Regions from separate parts of the Mus musculus genome. Here region 2 is linked to region 1. The links are chromatin contacts, found by Hi-C or POLR2A ChIA-PET in ENCODE. All regions are on one chromosome and are shown on one strand. Each heading gives the region's core, a stretch centred on a gene start or an enhancer-like site at or near the end of the contact. The rest is flanking DNA. Distances are from core to core; before and after follow the strand shown.

The links. Hi-C counts contacts between places; a loop is a spot of excess contacts on that map. ChIA-PET counts read pairs that join two places held with the same protein, here RNA polymerase II (POLR2A).
Region 2: a map of heart shows a loop between it and region 1 (3-fold over the local background). The contact joins the promoter of Tbc1d8 here to the promoter of Rpl31 in region 1. A Hi-C loop is called at or near these places in 1 of 37 maps with a recorded cell type or tissue (heart). POLR2A ChIA-PET finds 5 or more read pairs at or near these places in 4 of 5 experiments (Patski and embryonic stem cell).

The regions. Positions count from the first base shown.
Region 1 is chr1:39,364,195-39,370,398 of GRCm38, reverse strand. It overlaps Rpl31 (ribosomal protein L31), which reads right to left and starts at 2,548. Exons shown (of 4, transcript NM_001252218.1): 1 at 2,144-2,548; 2 at 260-385. The coding sequence starts at 2,250.
Region 2 is chr1:39,475,205-39,481,408 of GRCm38, reverse strand. It overlaps Tbc1d8 (TBC1 domain family, member 8), which reads left to right and starts at 2,662. Exons shown (of 20, transcript NM_018775.4): 1 at 2,662-2,969. The coding sequence starts at 2,843.

The DNA.
Region 1 (6,204 bases), core at 1,299-3,798:
TCAACCCTTCTGGGCAGCAGAACACTCCTTCCCAGGGAGGCCAACACCTTAGGCTCTAAAGCACTGCTTTTTCCTGCAGCCAATGGAGCTCTTCCAATACTGCTGTCTCCCTTACAACAGAAGACACAAGCTTAGCCTGAGGCATTGTCCCAGTATCTTTTCTACCCTACATCTGCTAACTGAACTCTCAAATGTGACACACACACACTATATAAGGAATTGGATAAGCTGTCATCACTGCACCAAGTAACTTCAGTACCTTATTCCCTTGGCCCAGACGGCTTTATTGAGCCTGGTGTCAATGCGCACATCTGGTGTCCCCATTTCCTTCATGGCAAACTTCCGAATTTCTTTGAGTGCCCGAGGAGCACGCTTCTTGAAGCCCCTAAGGTTCAGAACACAAGCACATTAAAAAAAAAGTCAAAAATTATATATGTAAATGGCATGCCATCATGAAACGAAGAACCCTCTGGCCAAGCATGAAATGTCCAGCTACTAGCATCAGTACTTAAGATGTAGGGGTAAATTCCAAGCATCCTATAGTTCAAGATGTCCCGCTCACTTTCCCAGAGTATCAGTCACCAACCAGGCCTGCTCACAGCAATCCTGAATGATGGTCCTGATGATCCAGCGGTTAAAAATATCTGCTCTTGCAGATGACCTAGGTTTGATTCCAGCACCAATGTGGAGCATACAAGCATTCAGGCAAAACACTCATACAAAAGGAAGACAAAGTTCTGTGGAATTGAGGCAGGCACTCTCCTATGAATATAGCCAGGGTACATGATAGAGGGCTATTAAAAAACAAAAAACTTGAACCTTTCTAGAGCATGGTGCACGCACCAATGATCCCAACATGGAGGCTGGGTGGGAAGACCTCAAATCCAAAAACCAATCAACCAAAAAAGCCCAGGTCTGTTCAACACCCGTCAAGTCCACTCCAAGTGAGACAAAGAGCATCTGCTTTCTCTATTCTACCTACCCGCAGCCTGTCTCTAGTGCCCAGACAACCCACTTCACAGCTAGCTTGAAAAAAACTCACGCAAGCAACCAGTCAGGTGGTATCACTTACAAAGACCAGGAAAGAGATGGAGCACTGAGCAATCTCAATGTTATGGTTAGGGAATTGGAAAAAGTGGGGCTGCCGCAGTCAGTGAGTAGATCTCAGAGGGCAGACCTAGCACTGGGCTCAACTACTACCCGAATGAATGAGACAGGGAAAGCAAGGAGTGGAACAAAGCAGAGGCTTGGTTTACACCACAATGGGGACCAAGAAATTACCAAAGAATGAAGGAGGCTAGAGATTCTCACATAGGGCCTTATCAACAAAATACAAAAGGCCTGGGGGGGGGGTACGACTCGCTTCTACAATGCTCTATTCAAGGCTGCTTTTAAAGAGTACCTTTCACCTGAGAGCGACTCTTCCTTCCACATACTGGGCAACACCCACACCACCTTTAACTTGTGGCCTACTTTCACTTTGTCACAGGCCTAAATAGTGCTTCATAGTGCTTAATATGCCCAACCATAGAGGAAGGAACGTGGCCGACCACCAGCAGTATTCATACCGGGCAAAGACCTTGGGGCAACCCACTAGGTGCAGACACACATTTCAACCCGGCAAAATCTCTCCGAAAATACTAAACCATCAAGTCCAAGAACTCAAGCTCTAGGGCTGGAACGCAAATGCAGATAGGTCGTGTACAAATAAGGACCGCAATCACTCTCTGTAACCGCCACTTTACTACAACTTGCCCCGAATTTGCACAAATCTGTATAATCGGACGACGAAAAAAAAAATCGTATTTCGCACTTGAGGTAGTAACCGGCCACTTTCCTGCAGCGTACAAGTCACTGACTTTCCTTTTACACGTCCGGATTACCAGAACTCACGTTTTAGCACCACCAACCTTCCCCAAGTCTAACCGCTCCCTCAAACTCCATCACAGCCTCCAGTCTCCATTTCCTAGCCGGTTGCCGTGCAAGCCAAACCCCGCACACCTTCCACGTACACACAACCACACCGGAATAAACCCGCTTGCCCTCTAGAGCACCCAGTCTGTAAGCAAGGCTCGCGGGTGACAGCCCAGCCCGGCCGGAGCCCGAAGGGGGTCGCGGGCCACACCGCCCGCCCGGTACTCACACTCCATGGATGCGCTTGTGAATGTTGATGGTGTATTCTCGGGTCACCACCTCGTTGATGGCAGAACGGCCCTTCTTCTTCTCGCCACCCTTCTTTGCGGGAGCCATCTAGACGCAGGCGACAGGGAGGGAGGCTCTAAGCAGGTAGTGGGAAAGCCCAAGCCCGAGCTAAGGTGCACCCGTACCCCGCAGGCCGTCCTCCCACCGCCCCGGACCGCAGAGCCTCCGCGCGGCGCGGGACAAACCCCACCGAGCCTGCCCGTCCCGCGCCGGGCGCGGATGGCGCCGGATTTCAGAGCCGCGACCCCGCAGCCATACTCACTCTGCCGGGCCCAAGTAGGAAAGGAAGGGCGCGAGGGTTTGTGGGAGGGAAAGTCGCGTAGCCGTACAACTTCCGGGTCACGGGGAGGCGAGGAGGAAGAGGTGTGGCGAGGGAAGTTAGGAGTTAGGCTGGGGCGTAAATACAGCGCGCGTCAGGGGCGGAGCGAGCGGCATGGGGCGGACCCAGGGCGGGCCCAGGGCGGGGTCGATCTTGTCAGTCTTCTTGCAATCTGCCTTGAGCAGTGGAGGTGCGGGATGGGATTTAAATCCCAACCCGAACCCGGATTCGGAACGCCCGGCCGGGAGGGAAGATACTCCAGTTTTTCGGGTGCACTCGCTCACTCACTCTACGTTTGTTTAATCTATTAGATACTGTGCTTGGCGGAAGGTCCCCGGAATGACCGAGACGACAACAAAAGAATTTATTTTCCAAGTCGAAAATGCCCACGGAAATGCCAGGCACGTCCGTAGAAAATAGATCTCCGAATCTAAACATGTCCGAATAGCCTGTCTATTGGAGTTTCAGCAATGAGCAAGTTTCAGGATCTCACAGGCAAGAAGACAGGCAGGCAGAAACTCCACGATCTTACAAGGAACCTATGTCTCTGCCTCCTTTGGCTAAGGGATGCTGGGGCCTTTGGATTCCCCAAAGGTCAGACTTGGGGTGGACAGGCAACTGCTCTCTCTCTCTTAAGAAAATAGTGTCCACAGCCACGTGTGGTGGTGCACACCTGTGATCCCAGAACTTTGTGGGTTGAGTTAGGTGATCAGGAGTTCGAGATATCCTTGACTGTAGTGGGCTAAACACGCTTGACAATATCTGATGACTTCTCAGTGGGGCTAGGAGGAAAGGAGCAGACAGGCTCGGTTCTAGTTCTTAGAGAATCCAAACCAGAAGGGGTTCTATGGGAGTGCTGATTGGTACTGGGGTTGAGCTCAGAAAATTGCAACGCAATCTCCCAAGCAGAGCCACTCAAAAATAATTTAAAAGGAAGTCTGGAGCGATGCATTCAGGAGGCAGAGCAAGAGGATGCCAAATTAAGGACGGACTACACAGAGGCCAGTCTTGGCTACACAATGAGACTAGATCCAAGAGTAAGGGGAGGAGAGAGGGAAGGGGAGAGTAGAGACTGAGGGAGGGAGAGGGAGGAAGGGCTATAAAGAGAATATGAAAATGTGAATTTGGGATCTTTAGCAAGAAGACAGAGGAGCCCACTAGTCAGAGTGTGCTGACTTGAGCAAGAAATGATAATTAGTTATGGTTAATAAATAATGGTTAATTAGAAAAGCTGAGTTTATAAAAGGCTGTGAGTTCCTGACTTCATACTAAAAGTAAAACATGAATAATTTAAGGAGTCAATAAACTAGACATATCCGTCCACACATGATTAAGCTAAAAAATCAAAAAGGAAAAAAAATTCCCCTGCCTCATTTCTAATGAGCTTTTCTACAGAAAAGCAAGGCTATTTATCTCCATAATATGAAGTCCATCTGAGCACTAATAGCATTTCTCTAGATGACTCAGATTAGATTTTTTTCAGTATATTACTGGCTGACTTTGAGATCGTCAAGCTACAACATGAACAGAAATTAAAGCCATTTTATATCGCTAAATTTTTACTAGGACATTTTGGCAAGAGTGCAAAGTCATGACTAGGAACTGCTTCACTTCGCCAGGTGTGGTGGCACACACTTTTAATTCCACAGTGGGAGGCAGAGGCAGGTGGAGCTCTGTAAGTTGCAGAACAGCCTGATCTATATAGGGAGTTCCAAGCCAGCCAGAGCTACATAGTGATACCTTGTCTAACAATGACAACAATGTTGTTTGTACAAGGGGATTTTAGTTGTTAGAGACAGAAGGTGTTACAATTTTAGTTTGTTTGTAGTATCTTAAACTGAGGTCACATTCAATCTTGACTCTTGAGCCAAGACACTGTACTTTTCCAGACAGTATGATCATGGTTTTTCTGGGACACAGATGTAGTTACAGAATGACCTTTTAATAAGCAAAGATAATGAATGAAGAGGTCAGTGATTACAATTCCCATGATGCATGCATTTAGTGGAAAATTACACAATTATAGGTTTTTGAGCGAACCCAAATTTTGAACATGTGCACAATTCAGGCAGAGTTAAATTAAATTAGGAGCACAGCATACTCCACCCTCTTTTAATGACTTCCAGATAGACAGCCTTAGGAGAATGAATACACTGTGTCCATTAACAATCTTGTTCCACTTAGGAGTCTAACCATCAATTAAAGTATGACTACAATTAAACTATAAGTTTGTTTCCAGAAAAACCCAATCTCTAACCCTTAGACAATGCTAGGGTAAGAGAAAAAAATAGGTCAGAGTTCCATACAGACTTCATGTTTTTAGGGTTCATTTCAAGTTCTTTCCAAATGTTCCTCTTGGTGAATGAAAAATATTTCCTGCCCACTCCACCCCCACCCTCAGGATAGAGCAATCAAGGGTACATATCTATAGCAACCTCATGGTATCCAAAATGGATCCTAGCTAGAGAACCAAGAAGGAGCCATCATCATTTTACAGAAGAGGAGAAATTACAGACCTGTCTATCTTAATAGAGCCCTAGAAGGAACTTTAGCTTCATGCAGCCAGCATCTAGGTGGCTCCTAAACCATGAGCTCCTAAAGTGGGTAGTTTTCAGAGGCAGCTTAGCACCCTGGGACATGCATCTGCACGGAGTTCCGTGCACAACCTTCTCCAAACAAAGTGGCTAGTCAATTCTTATACCCTCAACTAACTCCCTAGCAACCTCTGGTGACTCCCCTTTTGTGGTTGAACTTGCTGGAACATATCTTAGAACTGCAGGCCGGGCAGTGGTGGTGCACACCTTTAGTCCCAGCACTTGGGAGGCAGAGGCAGGTGGATTTCTGAGTTCAAGGCCAGCCTGGTCTACAGAGTGAGTTCCAGGACAGCCAGGGCTACACAGAGAAACCCTGTCTCGAAAGAAAAAAAAAAAAAAAGAACTGCAGGAGGTGAGCCCAACTCAGCCTGGGCTGGTCTTCAGTATATGGGCAGTAAGGCAGCCTGTGTCCATTGAGTGAACTTTTGGGGGGGGTGGGGGTGGGAATCTCCTATTTACCAACCATGCCTGGGCATGATTGGACATGCATATGAGTAAGATGAAACATATCATGATAAAGAACATGTTGAATGAACAAAGGGTTACATAACCCAAGCCCTTCAATGGAATCACAGAATCACCTACATCTCATCCTTGGCAACTAACCCCTCCTCCTCCTGGTCCCATAAGAGGAAGCTTTGCACAATAAACAGGGTTTCTCTGTATAGCCCTGGCTGTCCTGGAACTCACTTTGTAGACAAGGTTGGCCTCGAACTAAGAAATCCTCCTGCCTCTGTTTCCCAAGTGCTGGGATTAAAGGCATGTGCCACCACGCCCGGCTAACCCAGGGCAATCTTGCTTGGAGCTTACTGCTTTCATAGCAATGCATCCAGTCTGGATGTTTACTCTATTTTTTGAATTAGACCCTTGCTAATTCACTATTTGTGTATACTTCTTTCAATTGTTTGAACAAGAGAACAAGAACTTAGAAGCACTCAGTCGAGACCGCCAGGACCTCTGGCGCACCCTCATTTTAGTATGCTGACCATCATGAACAAGGTGGCTGAAGCTGACTGAGACCTAGACATCCCGCTGTGCTGCATATGTGTGCACATATCACACACAGGCACACCTACCTTGCTGGTATCA
Region 2 (6,204 bases), core at 1,413-3,912, 110 kb before region 1:
AGCTCTAGTCTAGCAAAAGGTGTTCTCTAGAGCTTTCTCAACCTGTTTCTCCAGCACCTGAAGATTCCATTTGTGCATCCCCATATCTTCAGCCCACGTCAATTTTCTGTGTCTGTTTTCCCATCTGTGAATCTCTAGGGCAGGTGTATAATAGTTTCCACCAAGATTAAAATATTCCATCCTGGGGCTGGTGAGATGGCTCAGTGGGTAAGAGCACCCGACTGCTCTTCCAAAGGTCCGGAGTTCAAATCCCAGCAACCACATGGTGGCTCACAACCATCCGTAACAAGATCTGACGCCCTCTTCTGGTGTGTCTGAAGACAGCTACAGTGTACTTACATATAATAAATAAATCTTTAAAAAAAAAATTCCATCCTACAGGGAAGCTCCTTAAGCAGGAAGGTAAACAAATAGCCTCAGGAAGGCCCTGAAACCGGCTAGAGTCACACCACCCGGTTCCACCCCCACCCCCACCCCCCACCCCTGCCAGCTACCCTTTCCTGCCAGAGTAACAATAAAAGCCAAGAGTCCCTCTCAGATGCAGTAGAGCAAGGCCACAAAGAAGACTCTTAAGCCCAGACCAGCTAGTTCCCTGGAAGAAGCAAAAACCAGCCAGCCCATCTGCCTGGAAGAGTGTAGACCAACCGAGGTACCTAGAAAGGACACTCTCCTGCCCTCAGGCTGTGCACTGTGTTTCTGGTTCCCAGCTTTGTGAGCTGTCACTCATGCTGGTGTGGGTTTTGGTGAGGCAGCTGTCTTTGAGTCATTTCTGGTCTTGTAAGTCACCTCTCACCCATATTCCTGTAAGTAACCCCAAGAAAACTCATTGGTTGACCAGGTTGGACTTTGGTGGCGTCCACACTTTGGTCTGTCATGGGATCGGTATCTGAGGTGAGTAGACATGTGTGTTGCATTTTCCCAGGAAATATCTTGTTACACAAAAGCACTAATATCCAATTCACCTCTATGGTTCTGGCCCGAAGTGCTTCAGAGAGCAAAGGGTGCCTGGGAATGTTTCGTGAAGGAATCTTTTCTTGCCACCCATCCCTGACTCCTCTGACTCTGGTGTGGCTCCAAGCCTGTGATTGTGGCTTATAAACTTCTGTTTTCTTGAGAAGATGGTTGCCTGTGGCTGGCCAGTGTACCAGCTTTCTCAATATCTCTCTTTCTTCTTCTTCTTCTTCTTCTTCTTCTTCTTCTTCTTCTTCTTCTTCTTCTTCTTCCTCTTCTTTCTCTCTGTATTTTTTGATTGGTCTGCAGAGAAATGGGCTTACTTCGTGGTGACATTTGTATACAACATGGCTCTAAAACTTGCTTATTTTCCCCTCCACCGTCCTCCCCATCCCCCAACCTCCCGTCTCACTTTGCTTTCTACAGGGCTACTGTCTGTTGGATCTGACCAGTTTCTGATCCTCCCCCAGGACAGCTTCTACTTTCCAGTTCTGTCCTACTTAACAACCACATTTTGTCCTTTTGTCAAAACCCAGGGACTAAGGGAACCTTTCCCCTCCCTTTGGCTAAGATATCCGATCTAACCACCTCCCCACAGAGAACACGTGGATCCCTTTCCCTCGGCCTTTTTCAAGGACAGCTAACATGTCTACTCTAGCCTAGAGAAAATATTTATTTAAAACCCTGTACTCACATGCCCCGTGGCTTCTCGTTACTATTACCTGCTCCCATGTTCTAGTGGGTTTGTTTTTTTCTTTAATGTTTTCTCAGAATAGACACAAGAGCCTTATTTTTTTCCGGAGAGGACCTGCAGGGGTGAGTCTCATAGTGGTGCCTTCTAGGTCCTATGTCTCTGTAAGACATTCAGTGTTCAGTATGGTCTGCTGCTGGACTCAGGTTTCTGCGTTGCCACCTCTCCTATAGCTTCAGTTGTATCCTTACAAAAGCATGAAAAAATATTCTGTAAGAGAAATAATAAGTGGGGGATGTCAAGAATGACTCCTGCTGCCAGGCCTGATGACCTGAGTTGGATTCCCAGGGTCCACATAATGGAAGCCAAGACTGACTCCTCAAAGTTGTCTTCTGACTTCCACGCGCCAAACTGTCTCTCGTGACCACCCCCTCCAATAAATAAAATGTAATAAAGAAGAAATGTAAATGTTTGAATTAACGGAAAGCAATTTCTCTGACCCTCTCCTTGCTGTATATATGGACTAAAATATGTAGCATTCTGTGTTAATTTAAAAAAAAAATGAAGAGCGCAGCATTAAAAAAAAATCCAGATACAATTGTCTCCAATTTTCAGTGTTAGCTTTTGGTTATTTGAAACTTGAACACACTCCAGTTTACTGGCGTGCATTGTGCTCTTTAAGGTTAAGACTCTGGGTTGGGCAACCTGCAGCTTGGATAACAAGATGTCTTTTCCCCCTAGGTCCTTCCTCCAGCTTTTAAACAAGGAGCGTGGAGACAACTTGCGCAGTTGCTCGCTTCCTACCGGGAAGGAGGGAATTCGAGACTCGTCCGGGACTAGAGGGAGGAGACCTGGCAGTGGCTCCGATTTCCTCCCGCCACTCCGGAACCCTGGCCGGGAGCCGCAGAGACTAGGAAACCAGGGAGGCGCCACTGGAGCCTCGGGGAGGGTGGAGGGCGTGGCTTCGGGGGTGGGCGGGACCGCGGCTGGTGGGCAGGGTCTAGCCGGGGCGGGGCCACGGCAGGCAGCGCGGGGTGAGCCCGGCGAGCTGTGGTCTCCGCGCTCCGGGGCTCGGCAGGCGCTCCCGCTTCTGTCTCCGCGCGCAGTTCCCGCCGCCTCCTTCCAAGCGGGCTCGGCCCGGTGCGGCCGGCTGCTGGGGCGATGTGAACCGGGACCCGCAGGCGCGGCAGGTTCGCCGCGATGTGGCTCAAGCCCGAGGAGGTGCTGCTCAAGAACGCGCTGAAGCTCTGGGTGACCCAGAAGAGCAGCTGCTACTTCGTCTTGCAGCGGCGCCGCGGGCACGGCGAGGGGGGCGGCCGCCTCACCGGTAAGGGGCGCGCGCGGCGGCCCGGCCCGGCCTCTGTCCCTGCCGCCCGGCCGCGTCGCAGGTGGTGTCTCGGTGGCAGCCGACGAGGCCAGGACGGCCCTGCCTATGGCTTGTTTTCCTTTTTCCTGCGTTTCTCACGCGAGCTCCGGTCGGGCTTGGAGCTCAGGGACCCACGGGCCGAGAGAGGCAGGTGCATCTGGTGTGACCTGGCTCGCGAACGCTGGAGACGCAGCTTCTAGAGCTTGCCCCAAGGCAGCGAGATCGGGGCGCCCTAGGGCCCCGCCAGGTGACAGAAGGGTGCGCCCAGGCAGGCCCGGACTTGGCCATCTGGACGCAGCTGTGGCTCCAGGTGGTGTTGCAGCTGCGGACTTCAGGCCAGATCATCGGGAGGTTCTAGAGATCCAGGACTTTCTGGCCCAGGAGGCGGGGGCTGTCTTCGCTTCGAGGGGAAACTGAGGCACTATAGTTGCGTAGCGAAGTTAAGCATGCCGCTTTTGTTTCTCCTTTCAATGTCTTCTGTGGAACGATAGGACAAAAATACGATAGGCTTTGAAGTTGTCTCCAAGCAAGGCATTTTCCCCTTCTAAAAGTTATGGCTCAAAGCTGTTAAGAGATTGGGATCAGCTCGCGTTATTAGCTAGAGCACCTGCTCAATCAGGGAAGGGGAATTGTCGTGTTTTGCCTAGGGGGTTGGAATGATTCCTTTGGTTAAGGAGCCACCTCTGGTAAAAGGGACTTCAGATGATGGTCCTTTCATAACCTTCTACTGAATGTCGCTGAGGGGGTCAACAGACCTAAACGGTGCGCTCGGGTTAATTGCTGGTGACTGTCTGCACCTGGGCCAGTCTGGAGACGGCCCTTTGGGAGCAGAGTCTGGTTGGAGAAATGAGGAATATGCTTCTACCTAAAATCATGTATTTTAGCTTCAGGAAAAGCTAGCAGGTGTAGGGTGGGGTCAGGGTCCACGATGACAACCGAGACTCTCCTGAGAATTCAGTAGTGGGTAGGAGACCACAGGATTCTGGTTGAAAGGGTTAGTAGACAGTGGAACGTTCTGGGCAGCTGAGTGGCCACGAACCCCCCTGAACAGGGACAACTTGTGCAGCAGGTGGGCTTCGTGGGGGTGGGGGGAGAGTTACAGTAGAAGGAAGGGGGCCTTTGAGCCCTTTGTGAGGCCCTGGGTAGCACCATGGAATTTAGTGTTGGACTGGAGAACAAGAACTTGGTAGCATCCTGCAAAGCTCAGTAGAGGCCAAGTGGCCTGAGAGGGCTGTGTATGTACAACACTGGAGACGGTGGCTTAATTGATGGTGGATTAAGTAGAGTATCTGGTGTATTAGTCATCTGTTGCAGAGGGTGACGGTAGGACAGGAGACTTGTAAACTGGGAAATAGGGAAACAGTTTGTCCCCCCCAGACACTTTTGCTGCTGCCCACCCACCCACTTAATCCACTGAGCCTCTGGGGTGTTTGATGGGCTTACTGCCTTGGGAAGGAATCAGTGGGACAGGTAAGTCAGGGCCTGCAGTCTTCAGATTATTCTCCATCCAGCAGGATCCAGATGTGGAGGGCGGAGCTGCCTATCAGTGCTTCGTGAGCTTCAGAGAGTTTATGACTCAGATGTACAGAGATCATTTGTATACGAGTTCAGTGGTGTGTTGTGATAGCCATGGCTTTGGACTTCTCTGGTGTTTCCTTTGTCTCCATCCTGTGAATATGTGGAAACTTCTCTCTTCTCTTGGAGACACAGGTTACAATGTATAATCCAGGCTGGCCACAAATTCTTGTTCCTGTTGCCACAGGCACATGCCACCATGCAAAAAGAGAAATGGAAACAAGGAGAAAGCCTATGGAGAGAAGATACTTTGTTTCTTAGATGCCCTTTGCAGTGTGACTGTTGACCTTTGAACATTTATTGAGCAACCCCACTTCGGGTACTCCCCTTGAGCTGGTCTCCACTCAGCCACACAGGACTGCCACCCAGCAGCTCTGGTCTGGCAATTGTTGGAAAATATGGAAATGCAGTGGGCAGATAATAGCAGTGTGAGAGTTTATGGATGATATTATGTTTAAAGGAAATAATAGGGGCTGAAATGATGAGAGTTGAGGCTGGTTCTAGACTTCTTTTTGCAGAGAAACCAGTAGACTGGTGAACAGGTCAGAGATAAAGAAGAGGGCACAGTAATCTTTTCCTCATATTGTTATGCTAAATTTGTTATTAGATAGTAGGAGTTTAGGCATACAAAAATCCAAAGGTTAAAATAATTTGGATTGCCCATTTTCACAAGCACAAATTTTTTCTGATGAGGGTTATAGTATACCCTCCTGCCTGCTCATTCTCTCTCTCTCTCTCTCTCTCTCTCTCTCTCTCTCTCTCATCCTTCCCTCCCTCTCCCCCCTTCTCCCCTTATACATGCCTCCATTTTTTTCTCCCTAAATTTCTGATTCTCTGACTTAGTTTTAACTTTTGTACTGCTGTGACCAAACACCAGCTGACCAAAGAATGCATTTATTGGGGGCTTTGTCGTTTCAGAGGCTGAGTCCATGACCATCATGGTGGGAGCAAGCAGACAGACATGAGGCAGACATGGCGCTGGAGCAGAGCTCTCATGATGAGATAACTACCTGAGGCAGAGAGGTCGGGGGTGTGTGTGTGTGGGGGGAGACAGAGACAGAGAAACACACAGAGAGAGAGGGGGGGGGGAGGAAAAACTGGGAATGGCTTGAGCTTTCAAAACCTCAAAGCCCTCTCCTAGCGATAAACCTCTTCACCTTTTAATCCTTCCCAAACAGTTCCACCAACTGGCGACCAGGATTTCAAATATACTAGACTGTGGGGGCCGTTTTTATTCAAACCACATTACATTCTCTCATGTAATATGCTTATGTTTCCTCTAGATGTTTTTTTTTTCTTAAAGCATATATATGTGTGTGTGTGTGTGTGTGTGTGTGTATGTATGTATGTATATATATATATATATATATATATATATATATAAAACTGAAGTTACTGATTGCTGTGAGCTGCCATGTGGGTGCTGGGAATCGAACCTGGGTCTTTTGGAAGAACAACCCAGTGCTCTTCACCACTGAGCCATCTCTCCAGCCCCTTCGATAGTTTCCTCAATTAAGTTGCCTGTTTATAAGGGTAGGCGTTTTAGCTTTGATGGTGCTTGGTTCACAATGTAGGCTCAGTGAGCATTGTAAGAGGAATAGGTGAAGAAAACATGTATGTG